Linked DNA regions of Homo sapiens: region 1 is linked to region 2. Evidence: chromatin contacts called from ENCODE Hi-C data. All regions are on one chromosome and are shown on one strand. The core of a region is the stretch at or near the end of the contact, and the rest is flanking DNA. Distances in the headings are between cores, read along the strand shown.

Region 1 (6,779 bases), core at 1,670-4,169, 3.1 Mb after region 2:
TTTTAATTCTATCACCTATTTTTTTTTAAAACTTCTCAGATTCATATCTCAGAAGTTCAGCTTTTGTTGTGTCTGGCTGTTTTCAGTTTTTTCCTCCCTTTGAAAAGGACACTCTCCTTCAACTTTTTCCATCAGCTCCTCTAATTCTTTTTCCTCTGATTCTAACTGTTGGGGCCTGATGCTGAAATGTTTTATCTTAGAAGTCTATAAAAGCAGTGTTTTCCTCCAATATAACTTGATTCTGTACTCCCGGCTTTTCTTGATATGTGATTTTCGTTGTAATCAGGAAACTTCTCACGCAATTGCTCAGAGAGATGTATTCCCTTGCTATACTCATAAGCATGAATACACTCTTCTTGTGTCTGATTAAATTCAAGCACTTTTTTCAAGTATGACTTTCAGGTTACCTACATGGTCTTCCCATAAGGAGAAGCAGTCACACAGCAGAAGGGGTTTTTTGCCTGTGTAGTAACTTGCTTAAGAAACAAGATTTTAATGTTTTATCAAATAATTCCCATGCTCTCTTTAATGGGTTTTTAATTGCCTAGAAAAACTGAGATTTAAAAGGGTTCAGGTTTTTATGTCCTGGTAACCTTCTCAATTGCCTTTAAAGTCTTTAATTATCAGTTTGGTTAAATGAGTAACTATTATTTTTACAATGAATATTATCTTGTTTTGATCAAATGTTTTGAGGCTTTTAAAATCTTTGACCAATGTCCTCAAAATCAAAATCGTAAATTAAGTCTCTGACTTATTGCTGGGGTTTATCGAAGCTATAAAAATTAATCACTGCAAGGTTGTAAAATATTTTTACAGCTTCCAGTCAGGTCATAGACTCCGGTATCACACCTCCAGCTCCTTGAAAAGGTCCTTATCAGGTGATATTAACTAATCCTTGTGCTTTTAAGTTATAGGGACTTACACATATCTCATCCAAAGAAGGCATCAACTCCTGCCAGTATCTGACACTAAACTGCAATTAACCAAAGCCTCATCGTTAGACTCAGGCAAAGGCGACAAAGTAAACTGCTTTCATGAGACACAGGGACAGTCTTGTGTTCAAAAATATTAAGATTCATTTAACAATTCTGCCTCTATCTGAATTAATATAATTTATTCTGTGCCTTGATACTAAATAATTTAAGTGTTTAGCTACCTATGAACTTCTTTTCCTGTTATTCTCAAAACTAGGCAGGGTTTATGACCTTTGTGTTTGAAATGTTGTTAATTCTTTCTGTTTTGTTTTACCTACAAAAGTTGAAACTCTTCAATCCCGCCATGCCTAGAGACTATAACGTAATGTTGTAAGGGCCAGTATTGAGAGCTAAAATTAGTTCAGACCCTACAAATCAAGGATGACACAGATGCCAAAACAGCTAAACAAAATGCTTGCATTTTGTATAGCTAATTGCAACAAGCCAAGATTACAGCAGCTCAATGCATAGAATTTATAGATAAGTCAATTTTGTAACCCTTGCCTTTTGGTTTTTGCCTCTTAACATTGCTTAAGAGGGGTTTTAAGGTTAATGAGTGCCTGCCCACCTCCTTCCCATCTGACCTAGAACGTTTAATTGGCTGTAACTCTTTTGACTCTAAGTCAGTTGGCCGCAGGAGGGACATGATGGACTCAGGGCAGGTAGCACACCACCCTGGCATTGATATGGGACAAAATTAAAGTTTGGACACTGATACTGTCTCTGGGATACCTTGACCAAAAAAAAAAAAAAAGTGGAATGCTGTTTTGAAGGCATGAGCCTAGCCATTCCCCATCTGCGAGCATTTGATTAGTAAAGCTTTCACCACAGGTCACTTCTCATGTTTTTGGCCTCTAGGCAGCAAGCAGCCAGACGTGAGCCAGTTGCAATAGCAGCATTATTGACAATAGCAAAAGGTGGAAGCAACCCAACTGTCCATCCACGGATGAATGGATAAACAAAACGTGGTATATATATATTATTCAGCCTTAAAAAGGAAGGAAATTCTAACATATGCTACTATATGGATGAAACTCGTGGACATTACACTAAGTGAAATAAGGCAGTTATATAAATACAAATGCTGTATGATTTCACTCATGTCAGGTACCCAGAATAGTCAGATTTGTAGAGACACAAAGTAGAATGGTGGCTGCCAGGAGCTGGGGATAAGGAAGAATGAGGAATTATTGTTTAATGAGTACAGAACTTCAGTACTGCAAGATGAAAGAGTTCTAGAGATGGATGCTGATGGTGGCTGTATAACAATATGAATGTACAACTGAACTGTACACTTATAAATGGCTGAGATATTAAATTTTATGTGTATTTTGCCACAATTTAAAAAAAATTAAATGAAAGTAGGCCAGGCGCGGGGGCTCACACCTGTAATCCCAGCACTTTGGGAGGCCGAGGCGGGCGGATCACTTGAGGTCAGGAGTTCGAAACCGGCCTGGCCAACATGTGAAACCCCGTTTCTACTAAAAATAGAAAAATCAGCCGGCGTGGTGGCGCATGCCTGTAATCCCAGCTACTCGAGAGGCTGAGGCAGGAGAATCGCTTGAACCCTGGAGGCAGAGGTTGCAATGAGCCAAGATCGCGCCACTGCACTCCAGCCTGGACAAGAGCAAGATTCCGTCTCAAAAAAGAAAAAAATAATGAAAATAAAAAGAAACTAACTGTGACTGAAGAACAACCCACATCAATGAAAACCAGTAGGGAAAGGAGACCTTCCCACTGCCCAGCTAATCATAGCCTGACCACCAGGCTGTGGTAACTGGAAACCAACGGCGTGGCAAGTGTAGGTCTGGGGCTCCGCGCAAGGAAGGACTGCAAGGAAGCCGCAGGTTAAAGCGGGTCAACCCGCAAAATAGGCTGCCACTGCGCAGGCGCCCATTGCGCCTACCAAGACACCTTGTAAACGTGCCCGGAAATGACGCCTGTAATGCTGAGACAGACTCCCAGAAGATCTGAGCGAGTCGCGTAGCTGAGCCCGGCAGGGGCTGGGGTGGTGCTGCTGCTATGAGCTGCACCATCGAGAAGATCCTGACAGACGCCAAGACGCTGCTGGAGAGGCTACGGGAGCACGATGCGGCCGCCGAGTCGCTGGTGGATCAGTCGGCGGCGCTGCACCGGCGGGTAGCAGCTATGCGGGAGGCGGGGACAGCGCTTCCGGACCAGGTCAGGCAGAGGGTAGGAGTCCAGTGCTCTCGGATTCTGGGCACTGAAGGGTGGAGAGCGAGGTAAAGTGGGAACTCGGCCTGGAATTTATTCCCGGTCTCAGAGGGCGGCGGTGAGACCATTTTCCTGGGTCGGGGCTGAGAATCCTGCCCTGGAGCCCTAACTTCTGCCTCTTCAGTTGCATCTGCCGCTGTTCTCTTTAAGGCATGCTTAGTCTGTCTCTATTTGTCCAGTATCAAGAGGATGCATCCGATATGAAGGACATGTCCAAATACAAACCTCACATTCTGCTGTCCCAAGAGAACACACAGATTAGAGACTTGCAACAGGAAAACAGAGGTTAGTCAGGCCTTTTCATATCTGGTAATAGTTTAAAGTTATTGCAAAATTGCCCTAAACATTTACAAAAGTGTACATATATTTCCAGGTCAGTACTTTTAGTAGGAGAGTCCTCCTGATCTGGCCCAGTAACAATAAAGTTTGTTAGATTACCCTTTTCAAGGTCATCTGACTAATATTGCAGCAGCTTACCAAAGAGGTGCTGTGTAGAGTTGGTATTATTGCATGGTTTATTTTTAAGCATCCTCAGATGTGTAACAAAAGAGTTCATAGCCTCATGGACTTAAAATTTAATGTTTAAGTATTAATATAAACACTGAAGGTAAGATTTAAGGTTTTGTTTATGTTCTTGTTTGTGCAAGGTGAAGCAGCAGAATTTTATTCTAAGGGTATATATTCTTAGGCTTGATTAGTACATTATTAATGATTGTGGTATTAATAGTTGTTTACCAGAGGGGTTTCACATATATCATTCTACTGTATTCTCATATCTTCATTTTTATCTACCACAATGCAGTTAAGAAATAGGCTCAGAAGAAGCTAAATGATTTACTTATGAGTATTAACCAAGCAAGTTACAGAACTGAACTCAAACACATGTCTTCTGATGATACATCCATTGTTGTTTCTGCAAGACTTTGCTTCTCTGCCTAGAAAGTTACCTTTCACATAGACTTTAACTGTTCAGTTTTGCGGACTTAAACATTGATTTACAACTTTAGATTCATATTATCTATATAGTGTTACAAAATTCCAACTGTTAAGACTTTGGATTTGGGAACTGTCTCTCAGACATCACTGCCAAGTTCTTTTATTTTTTGACAGAGCTATGGATTTCCTTGGAGGAACACCAGGATGCTTTGGAACTTATCATGAGCAAATATCGGAAACAGATGTTACAGTTAATGGTTGCTAAAAAAGCGGTGGATGCTGAACCAGTCCTGAAAGCTCACCAGTCTCACTCTGCAGTAAGAAACTTTGAATAAATTCGAAATGAACCAAATTGAAATCTTGAGATTGTTTTAGATTGTGTGCTTGTTTTTTTGCTTTGTGAGATAGGGTCTGGCTCTTGTCGACCAGGCCGTGGTGTAATGGCACGATCTCGGCTCACTGCAACCTCTGCCTCCTGGGCTCAAGCCATCGTCTCACCTCTGCCTCCGGAGCAGCTGGGACTACAGGTGCACACCACCACGCCCTGTTAATTTTTGTGGGGTTGTTTGTTTGTTTGTTTGTTTGTTTGTTTTTTGGTAGAGATGACATTTCGCCATGTTGCCCAGGCTGGTCTGAAACTCCTGGGCTCAAGCGATCCACCCACGTTAGCCTTCCAAAGTGCTGGGATTATAGGCATGAACCACTGCGCCTGGCCATGTGTGCTTGTTTTTGAAGAAAAGTAAGCTCATTTTCCTTTCATGTTTATCACATTTGTTGTTTATTTTGCCATGGCTTTGTAAAGATATGAATAGAAAGAAGGAGGATAGGGGCTGCTCAGATCCTTTTATTTGAGTGGGACTAAGGTTCCCCCTCCCTCACCAAGATCTCTTTTGAAAATGTTCATTAATTCTTAGCGCTCCCACCAAACATAATGCCAGTTAGTGTTGAAGCTGCCTGGTAAACACTTGGTTGGTTATTACTTATACATTTAACTTAAGCTCCTTGCTTGTAAGGCGCATGAATTCACATTTTATTCCTAACATAGTACCTGACATACAGCAGGCAGTCAGTAAACCTTTTATAAACTGAACCACATAGTATCATACTATGTTGTTAGGGGAGAGAAGTATGGTTTTTTAAAAAAACAAACATGGCATAGTTTCTGTTCTTTGCTAATTTGGGAGACTCAGTAATTGTTCTTATGTTTATAGGTGCTTCATGGTTGTCATTGTACATTCTTGTGTACTGTATCATTTAATTCTAGATGTATAGGGTTGGAGCCTACTACTTCTGTGAGATGTAGTGAAATATAAGCTTCATCTTAAATTCCATTGAATGCATTTTACTGACTTAAAAGTTTTAGGAAACAGATATTTTAAATATTTGAATGGCTTTCATCTGGAAGAGAAAAATAGATTTTCTTCTCGTATGGAGGAAAAAACTTGAACCTTGAAAGAGACAGAGTTTACTCAGATAGATAAACTTTCTAAGTGATATGTCCAAAGATGGAATAAAGCACCTTGGAATGTAGTAAGCTTCCTGCCAGTAAAAGTATTCAAATTTAAGTTAAACAGCCACTTAGAGATAGTATCCAACATCCAATGGGTAGTTAAACTACAATTGATTTTTTTTTTCCATTTCAAATCTTTTTATTGGAGTGTGGACCTACTGGGGGATTGATGCACTGGACATAGATAATTTTCAGAAATGAAAATAACATTGCTTGCATCGAATCAGATTTCACCCACAAAAATGACTAAGGCCTTACCAGAGTTGGCATTGGATGAAACCTTAGTCCTTTATGGAAAGGGAATCATGTGGCCTTCTATTTCTGAAATAGACTAAAGATTACTCATTTATTCTCTGCAATTACAGCCATCAGATCCTTTGAAATCTTGGAAGGCATGAGATGATGACATGAGTGTAACACAAATCCATATTGAAGAGCCCAGTATTTTAAAATTCCCCATGTTCACATACCAAAGGGTTACTTATGAGCTGATGCATATCACAGATAACCATATGATTATCAACTTGATGTCTGGGCAAAGAGCGAAAACAGAAAATGCATTCTACTCTTCACTTCTTGGTTTTAAATATAAGAAACATTATATATATTTTAAAAAACTGTATTCCTTAGTAGTGGTATCAATAGAACATATACAACTGGAATGAGGATCCCCTTAAGGAGGCCTTTTTTTTGTTTGTTTTTTAAATAAGTTCTAGGGTACATGTGCAAAACGTGCAGGTTTGTTAACATATGTATACATGTGCCATGATGGTGTGCTGCACCCATTAACTCGTCCTTTACATTAGGTATTCCTCCTAATGCTATCCGTCCCCACTCCCCCAACCCTATGACAGGCCCCGGTGTGTGATGTTCCCCACCCTGTGTCCAAGTGTTCTCATTGTTCAATTCCCACCTATGAGTGAGAACATGCGGTGTTTGGTTTTCTGTCTTTGTGATAGTTTGCTCAGAATGATGGTTTCCAGCTTCATCCATGTCCCTACAAAGGACATGAACTCATCCTTTTTTATGGCTGCATAGTATTCCATGGTATATATGTGCCACATTTTCTTAATCCAGTCTATCATTGATGGACATTTGGGTTGGTTCCAAGTCTTTGCTATTGT
Region 2 (7,438 bases), core at 4,822-7,321:
ATTTTTTAATAGTTAAGTCTTTAATCTTTGTTTCATTTTGGTATATAGCATGAGGTAAAGCTTTAATTTAAAAATTTCGCTCAAATAGCCAATTGTCTAAGGACTGTTTTATAAGTAATCTATCATTTTTCTACTTATTAAAATGTCGTCTTTAAAATATACTAATTAGGAATGTAATCATGGATGTGTTTCTGAGATTTCCATTTGGTTGCAATAATCTATTTTGCATTGGTACTTGCATTGAAGTATCAATATGATACTTCTTAAATTATGGGTTTATATGACATTTTAATATCTAAAACCCCTGTTTTATTATTCTTTTCTTCCCAAATTTTAGTGTTTCCAATTCCTTTGCTTTTCCATATTAGGTCAAGTTCTAAGTAACAACTAAAACCTTTAAGATATCTATTTAAATATATCTGTATCTATATAAACATATGTCTAAACATAGCTTTAGCTATATAAATCAATTAGAAAACACTACCATCTTTTCAATACCTTGTCTTCCCATTCAAGAACATGGATTATATCTCTATAAAAGTCTTCTATTCCATTCTTCAGTAAAGTTTCATGGTATTTTTATGTCTGTTACTTAATCTGTTGTGAATGGAATCTTTTATATTTTCTAACTCATGACTTGTGAGATACAGGAAATTCTACTGACTTTACAGAAGTCAATGGCAAATAATTATTTTGTCTCTTCTTTTCCAGTCTTTGTTTTCTTTCCTTATTTTACTGTTTTGCGTAGCACTTCCACAATAAGAGTTATCATGGCTCTCTTCATCTTATTCCTACACTTAAGAGGCTTTTATCAGAAAATATGACAAAATGAACAAAAGGAAACAAAATGAACCACCCAATTCACACCCATCCTCTTCACTCTATCATTATACTACTTTGTATATTGACAGCCCATTGTTTTACCTGACAATTTTTGTCAACAACTTGCTTCAGCATAAGCCTTACATTCCTTTAATAGATCAAAGCCTGGGCTGATTCAAAGGCTCACCTTGGACCCAGATGCCAGTCTGCCTCCTAGCTGATCATACTTCAAGGTAGTGATAGCTGCTTTGTGACCATTGAAGGTCACATTTCCTTCCCCACTCAGGAGACTGAAGATTCGGATCGACCCATCCTCATACCCAACAGCTAAGTGTAGCCCATCTGGGGAGGGGCATAAGCAAGTAACTTCTTGTTTAAGCCCCTGAAGGATAAGAATCTGAAATCATAAAAATTAAAAACAATGTAGAAGAGTTAAGCATGAACTCAAGGGAAAAGCATAGGAATACTCAGGCACAGTAAAATTAAGAGCACCAATAATTCCAAATTACTCTTATGAATAAAAATGAAACTCCACAATCCATTTCAAGTTTTTTAATATAGAAATTAGTATTTGTACTAGGCAATGAAACATTTAAGAAAAGGCTTAATTATTTTCTCCAAAGCCCTACGTTGTTGTAATACATATAAAAACTCCCTAGGCAATAAAATAAATTTAATCCCTTTAATCTAATTCTTAACCCTAGAACAACACTACGTGATTTTCAATAAAGGTTTATAAATTCCTTTAACTGAGACCCATTTTATAAGAAAATAATCTGTGTGGCAACAGAGTACTGCAGTGGTTTTAACCACAAAGGACTCTTGGTGGCAACAAGAATCAAAGTACTAACCTCTTGGGAATCACAAAATGAATGGACAATATCAAAATGCCTATATTTGGTTTGGCAAAAGTGGTAGGCTTAGGGAATTCAGTCACACAAAGTATCAAAGTCTACTTTAACAACACTTGGGCATTATCCATATTAGAAAAAGATTCTGCCAAAATAGACTAACCTTCCTTTTACATGCCTAATATTTTATAACCAGCTATAAGCATAAGTCGAGCTTGAAAAATAGAATTGGTAGAGAAAAAATACATCAGGAATAAATAATTACTGCAAATAATGACCTGTAAATATTCCAACAAATAGACATCTAAGAAATAAGCTCCTATTTCATTGTGGTTTTCAGAATTCAGTGGCGAAGAACACAAAGGAACTTGATGCTTGGCTAGCTAGACCTAAAGGAAAAAGATTTTTCTTCTAAGGGCACAGACACAAAAAAACTCATGATAAATAAATCAGAGCCCCCCCACTTCTACTACCTCTCCATCCTCAAATACCAATAAATCAGTATCAAACTGGTCATTTTAGGCTCACCTTCTCTCCTTTCCTTAAGTCCCAGATGAAAACGTGTTCACAAGCTGGTACTGCCACATAACGTCCTTTCTCACCACGAAGTGTCACAAAGACAATATTACCTTTTTGGCTGCCGATAACGCCAAAGACCGCACTAGCAACATAGCGTAGGTACTGCTTGGTGAGCCCCATGTTGTGATGTCTGATACCACAGGTGAAGCAATCTGTGCATATAAACAAAGAAAACTCAGCTCCTTGGGTGCCTTGGTTCTACTAGGTTAGTAAACACCAACTGTTTTTTTGTTTTTGAGACAGAGTCTCACTCTGTTGCCCAGGCTGGAGTGCAGTGGTGGGATCCTGGCTCACAGCTGACTCCACCTCCTAGGTTCAAGCGATTCTCCTGCCTCAGCCTCCCGAGTAGCTGGGACTACAGGCATGTGCCACCATACCCGGCTAATTTTTTTTTTTTTTTTTTTTTTAGTAGAGATGGGGTTTCACCATATTGGCCAGGCTCGTCTCGAAAGCCTCACCTCAAGTGATCCATCCGCCACGGCCTCCCAAAGTGCTGGGATTACAGGTGTTAGCCACTGCGCCAGAACAACACCAACTGTTGATCATGTCATTAAAAGCATGTAACTTGTGACTTCTTAATCTTTATTTACTCTAAATGAATCATTGACCTAAAATACCTGGACATCATTTTTTATTCAGTGTTGACTCAATATAATCCCTCATTCCTCAAGTTCCAAATTAGTCACGTTGTCATGCCCACCTCATGCATATCTGACATTATAGGCTCAATGCAGCTAAACTGATTTACTTCTGCCCATTAAACCAGCATCAAAGCTTTTACACAGAGATTGGCAGTCTGAGACTGAACATATTTTTCAATGAATATCTATTGAAAACCTACCAATTAGACAGGCACCATTCTAGACACTGGAAATACACTATTAACAAGGCAAAATCCCTAACCTCATGGTACTTACCTTCTTGTACAGTGGTTCTCTAACTCTAGTATACATCCAAATCACCTGGAGGGCTTATGAAAACATTGCTAGAAAACACCATCTCATCTCTTCTCCCAGCACCTGTTTCTGATTTCATAAGTCTGAGGTAGGGCCTAGAATTTTTCATTTCTAACAAGTTTCCAAGTGATGCTGCTATTGCAGTTCTTGGACCACACTTTGAGAACTACTAGTACATGAAAGTCTGTCCTTCATTTCAAAATCAGAGCAGCCACTTACCCTTGGCATAGAAAATGGTTGAGCAACTTGGCACACTATTTTTGGAAAGATGCCATAATTTCTGCACTTTTATTAAATTCACTGAAAATCCATAATCCACTGGTTATTTATAAAAGGGACAAGAGGTGAATGAAGGAGATAACAAATCAGTCCCATCTGTTCTTTACATGGAAGAGTAAAAAGTATCCCCAAAAAACACCCATGCAACTTAAAACACACAAAAATAAAGAAGTTACAGTCTTTTATGAGGAGCTGTTTCTTTTTGCTATTGTTTTTTGTTTCTTTGGTTGGTTGGCTTAACTCTACAGGGTCTTTCTAATTATCAAATGCTGTTTTAGTCTAACACAAAAAAAATTCAATCTCAACTCTCTGATAATATTTTCTGGTAATAATCACTTACTGGCCTCATTGCTTCTCTCACAGGAACCAACATAAAGCCAATTTAAAATCAAGGAAAGATAATATTAACATGGTGATAATGCTCTTAGCCTAGGCCATTTGATTAATTCTTTCCCAATTCCTCTTATTCCTCCAGACTCTGTAGTTGTTCCTTATGTTTGTCTGTCTTTGGCCATCTACCACCTCCTTCTACAGTGTTTTCCTTGGAGAATTCATATAGCATGCCTAGGTCCAGGGACTCCCATCTGTCTATTTCCAGTCCTTTCCACCTACATGAATACTAATTATAGAGTTTCCAATATTTACTGAACATCTCCACTTGAATACCTTATAGTTTCACATTTAACATGTCTATAACCAAGCCTACCTTACTTCTGGTACCCCTCTCTTTTCTTCTGACACTAAGACACAATTTTCCCAGCTCTTCAGGCTCAAAACCATTTAATAACCTTTGAATTATTAATAAAAAAATATTATTATAGCAGCCAAGATTTAGAGAGTGCTTACGCTATAGTAACTGATAACATTATGCAATTGTTTAATTACATACAGCAATTAATGAAACCGAGCTAACATATGCAAAGCACTTAGAAAAGCCTCTAGCACATTGTAAATATGAGCATAAAAAAATTATCCATAAGGACCTGGTATGGTGGCTCATGCCTGTAATGCCAGCACTTTGGGAGGCCAAGGCCTAGGAGTCAAGAGTTTCAGACCAACATAGGCAACACAGCAAGAACCTATCTCTACAAAACATTTTTTAAAAAATTAACCAGGCATGGTGACGCACTCGGGGAGGCTGAGGCAGAAAGATCACTTGAGTCCAGAAGTTCGAGGTTGCAGTGAGCTATGATCACGCCACTGCACTCCAGCCTGGGTGACAGTGAGACTCTGTCTCTAAAAATAAATAAACAAATTCTCCACAATAACACCACAAGGGAAGTCACTCTTCCTATCTCTATTTTACAGACAAGGAACTCAGACCCAGAGATGGCAAATTGCTAACTCAAAGTCATTTAGCAGCTAATTGCCAAAGCCAGATCCCAATCCAGCCAGTCTAACTCCAAAATTTCTGCTTTTAACCACTATGCTAAACTGCTTCTCTTTGCCTCTTTCTCTTTAGTCAATTCCACCTGACTGTTACTCTGAAACAGGATCCCTTTCTCTCCAGCACTTTCAGTTCCAGCTCTTTATCACTGGATTACTGCACTGATTTTCCACCTAGCACCTCCGCCTCCATGTTTTTCACTCTTTTCATTTAAACGTCATAATACTACCGACTAATCTTTTCAAATGAGCTTTCCCTATCCTAAAGCCTTGAAAAGGCTAAATCGTTTGCCAGTTTCCAAAAACTCATCCTATCTAACCCCCGTATTTCTCGAATAAACCTTCCTGTCAGGCTGGCTAGTTTCCTTCCTCGTCCCGCGACCTTGTATTCTTCATATTATTCGTTTTACTTAGAATAACATCCATGTTCTCCTCTACTTCTTTTAACTAATATTATCTTCTGAGGCCCACTTCCTTTCGAGTAAGCCCAATTCTAGCAGCCTTTTTTCATCGCCTCGATATTTAAACTACCTCCCATACAACTTGCACTGTTCACTTTGTTCCACGTGCACAGCTTTCGCCTCCTTTCTGACAGTTCACGACCAAACCTTCTTCCGAGACCCCATGATCTCCGCTTCCTAACCTACAGCCCCCAAAACGATGTTTCCAAGATGCACTGAAGGCCTGGACCGTGGCAACAGACCTGCCACACATTCCTAAACGAGTCTTCGGTCAGGGGAGGGTGACGGAGGGTTCCACACACCGAACACACGGTCATATCATCCTCAGGCCAGCCCGTGCACACGCACGGTCAGGCAGCTCTGCTCAGCACCCGCAACCGCGCCGAGTAGCTGAGGGGCTTCCAAGTACTGCTGTGGGGACGCCCGTAGTTACCTGAGTTCCCCCAGCCCTAGCAACCGGCCTTTAACACGCCCGTCTCGGCTGCTGCTGACATCACGAACGCCTCAGCCAGAATCTGCAAAATCGGAGCCGCAGATAATGCTCTCCGCCCCAACCACGCACCTCCAGGACTCACCTCAGCCTCCACGAGGCTCCCAGCCGATTGGACCCGCCCACAAGACCTGCCCCTTCCGGGTCCGTTCCGGAAGCCTCTTCCGCCAGAGGTTCCCTTTGCCTTCTAGGAGGAAATGACGGAGAAAGCCGGGCGCTGATTGGTGAGCTCTGGCCAGGAGCGGAAGCCGGTGTTTCGCAGCCCAGAGCATTTGCAGCTGGTCACTCCAGTCTCCTGGGACTTTGACTCGCCGTACTCGGCGCGCTCCTGCTGAGGGTCGCCGGAGATGTCGCTCGGCCGCCTTCTACCAGGAGCCTGATCCGTGCCGCCCGCCGCCCGGATGGGACCACCAGAGTGCTGTGAGAGGAGGGACTGAGGCCGGGAGGGAAGGCGGGGCGGAGAGGGCCGGGGGCGCGGTCCGAGGCGCTCGGGACTCGGCCCTGGTCAGGATTGCAGGCTGAGGGTTAGTTCTGTCACTTCTCTTGAAGAACGAGCCTGGCGCCACTTCCTCGCATGTTGGTTAGGTTCTTTCCCGAGGCGTTGTCGGGGACGCCGTCTCTACGAGAAGTGAAAGGGTGGGCAGTCGGCGGGCACTAGGAACAGTGGTGCTGTAGCCAAGGAGGCGGGCGCCCTAGGGTGCAGGTGAAATGGGGCAGGCGGGAGCTCTTGCTGGTTGTAGTCCCAAAGACAAGTCCGTGTTGCCGTTCCTGTGGACTGGACATTCTACGGAACCGAGAGCACCTCGGGTGAGGGGTGGGTAGACGCTGAGCCCAGGATGGTGCGTTGTCTAGGTTCCCGCAATCCCTGGAGTGACACTGGCCTGGCTTTGTGTTTCCGCTCTCTGGCCGCTTGAGGGGGAAGTGACCAAGGCTGACTCCTCCTTGTTTGCTCACTGAGACTTAAGTGCTCTTTCACCAAGTGGGAATTAGCTTTTCTCTCTTGCATTTCTGCTACTTTTATTCTTGAGCTGCATAGAAGTGTTTAGAAATGAGTTCTGATGTCTAGAGCTGTGCAAAATTAAAGCTAACATAGCTGTACAAAAGAAGATCCTGCCGGCGCTTCTTGAACAAGGTATCTGCAGCCAGCCTAGAAATTAGACTTTTGTCTACATTATCTGATTTTCTTTAGAGTTTCCTGAGCTTAATGCATGTTCAGCTAATCTTCCATATTCAAGAAAATTGCAATAGCAAAGAATGCGTATGATGAGACTGTGGACAGCTGTAGCAGCATAGGAGTTTTGAAACAAGATTGCTGTGTATTGGATAAATGAGAAGGGAAGAAATTGTGGCCACAAACTATTATTTTAATAAGCTTGGTGGGAAAGGGAGCATTTGAGTGGGTATGTATGGTTAATATCCCTGACAGGTGCTGTGCATTATATTATTATGGGGAGAAGTGTGTGCTTCAATGGAAAACTACATAGTTTAGATTCTATCTTAACACCCCTTGGAATAACTAATTCTAAAAAAGCTATTTTTCAGTTACGTAAACTAGGTAAGTGACATCAATGCTAAATAATTATTGTCAAGACATGCGAATTCTCTCAGAGATTC

What was found. Hi-C counts contacts between places; a loop is a spot of excess contacts on that map. Pooled maps may share reads with other maps.
Region 1: a pooled map shows a loop between it and region 2 (11-fold over the local background). The contact joins the promoter of SIKE1 here to the promoter of GDAP2 in region 2. A Hi-C loop is called at or near these places in 6 of 50 pooled maps.

What each region holds. Positions count from the first base shown.
Region 1 is chr1:114,776,825-114,783,603 of GRCh38, reverse strand. It overlaps SIKE1 (suppressor of IKBKE 1), which reads left to right and starts at 2,919. Exons shown (of 5, transcript NM_025073.3): 1 at 2,919-3,155; 2 at 3,389-3,494; 3 at 4,320-4,462. The coding sequence starts at 2,997. RefSeq lists enhancers at 2,537-2,656, 2,897-3,136, 2,601-3,166, 3,167-3,733.
Region 2 is chr1:117,928,254-117,935,691 of GRCh38, reverse strand. It overlaps GDAP2 (ganglioside induced differentiation associated protein 2), which reads left to right and starts at 6,071. Exons shown (of 14, transcript NM_017686.4): 1 at 6,071-6,244. It overlaps WDR3 (WD repeat domain 3), which reads right to left and starts at 5,953. Exons shown (of 27, transcript NM_006784.3): 1 at 5,910-5,953; 2 at 2,202-2,404; 3 at 1,010-1,219. The coding sequence starts at 2,372. RefSeq lists enhancers at 5,801-5,970, 5,852-6,146.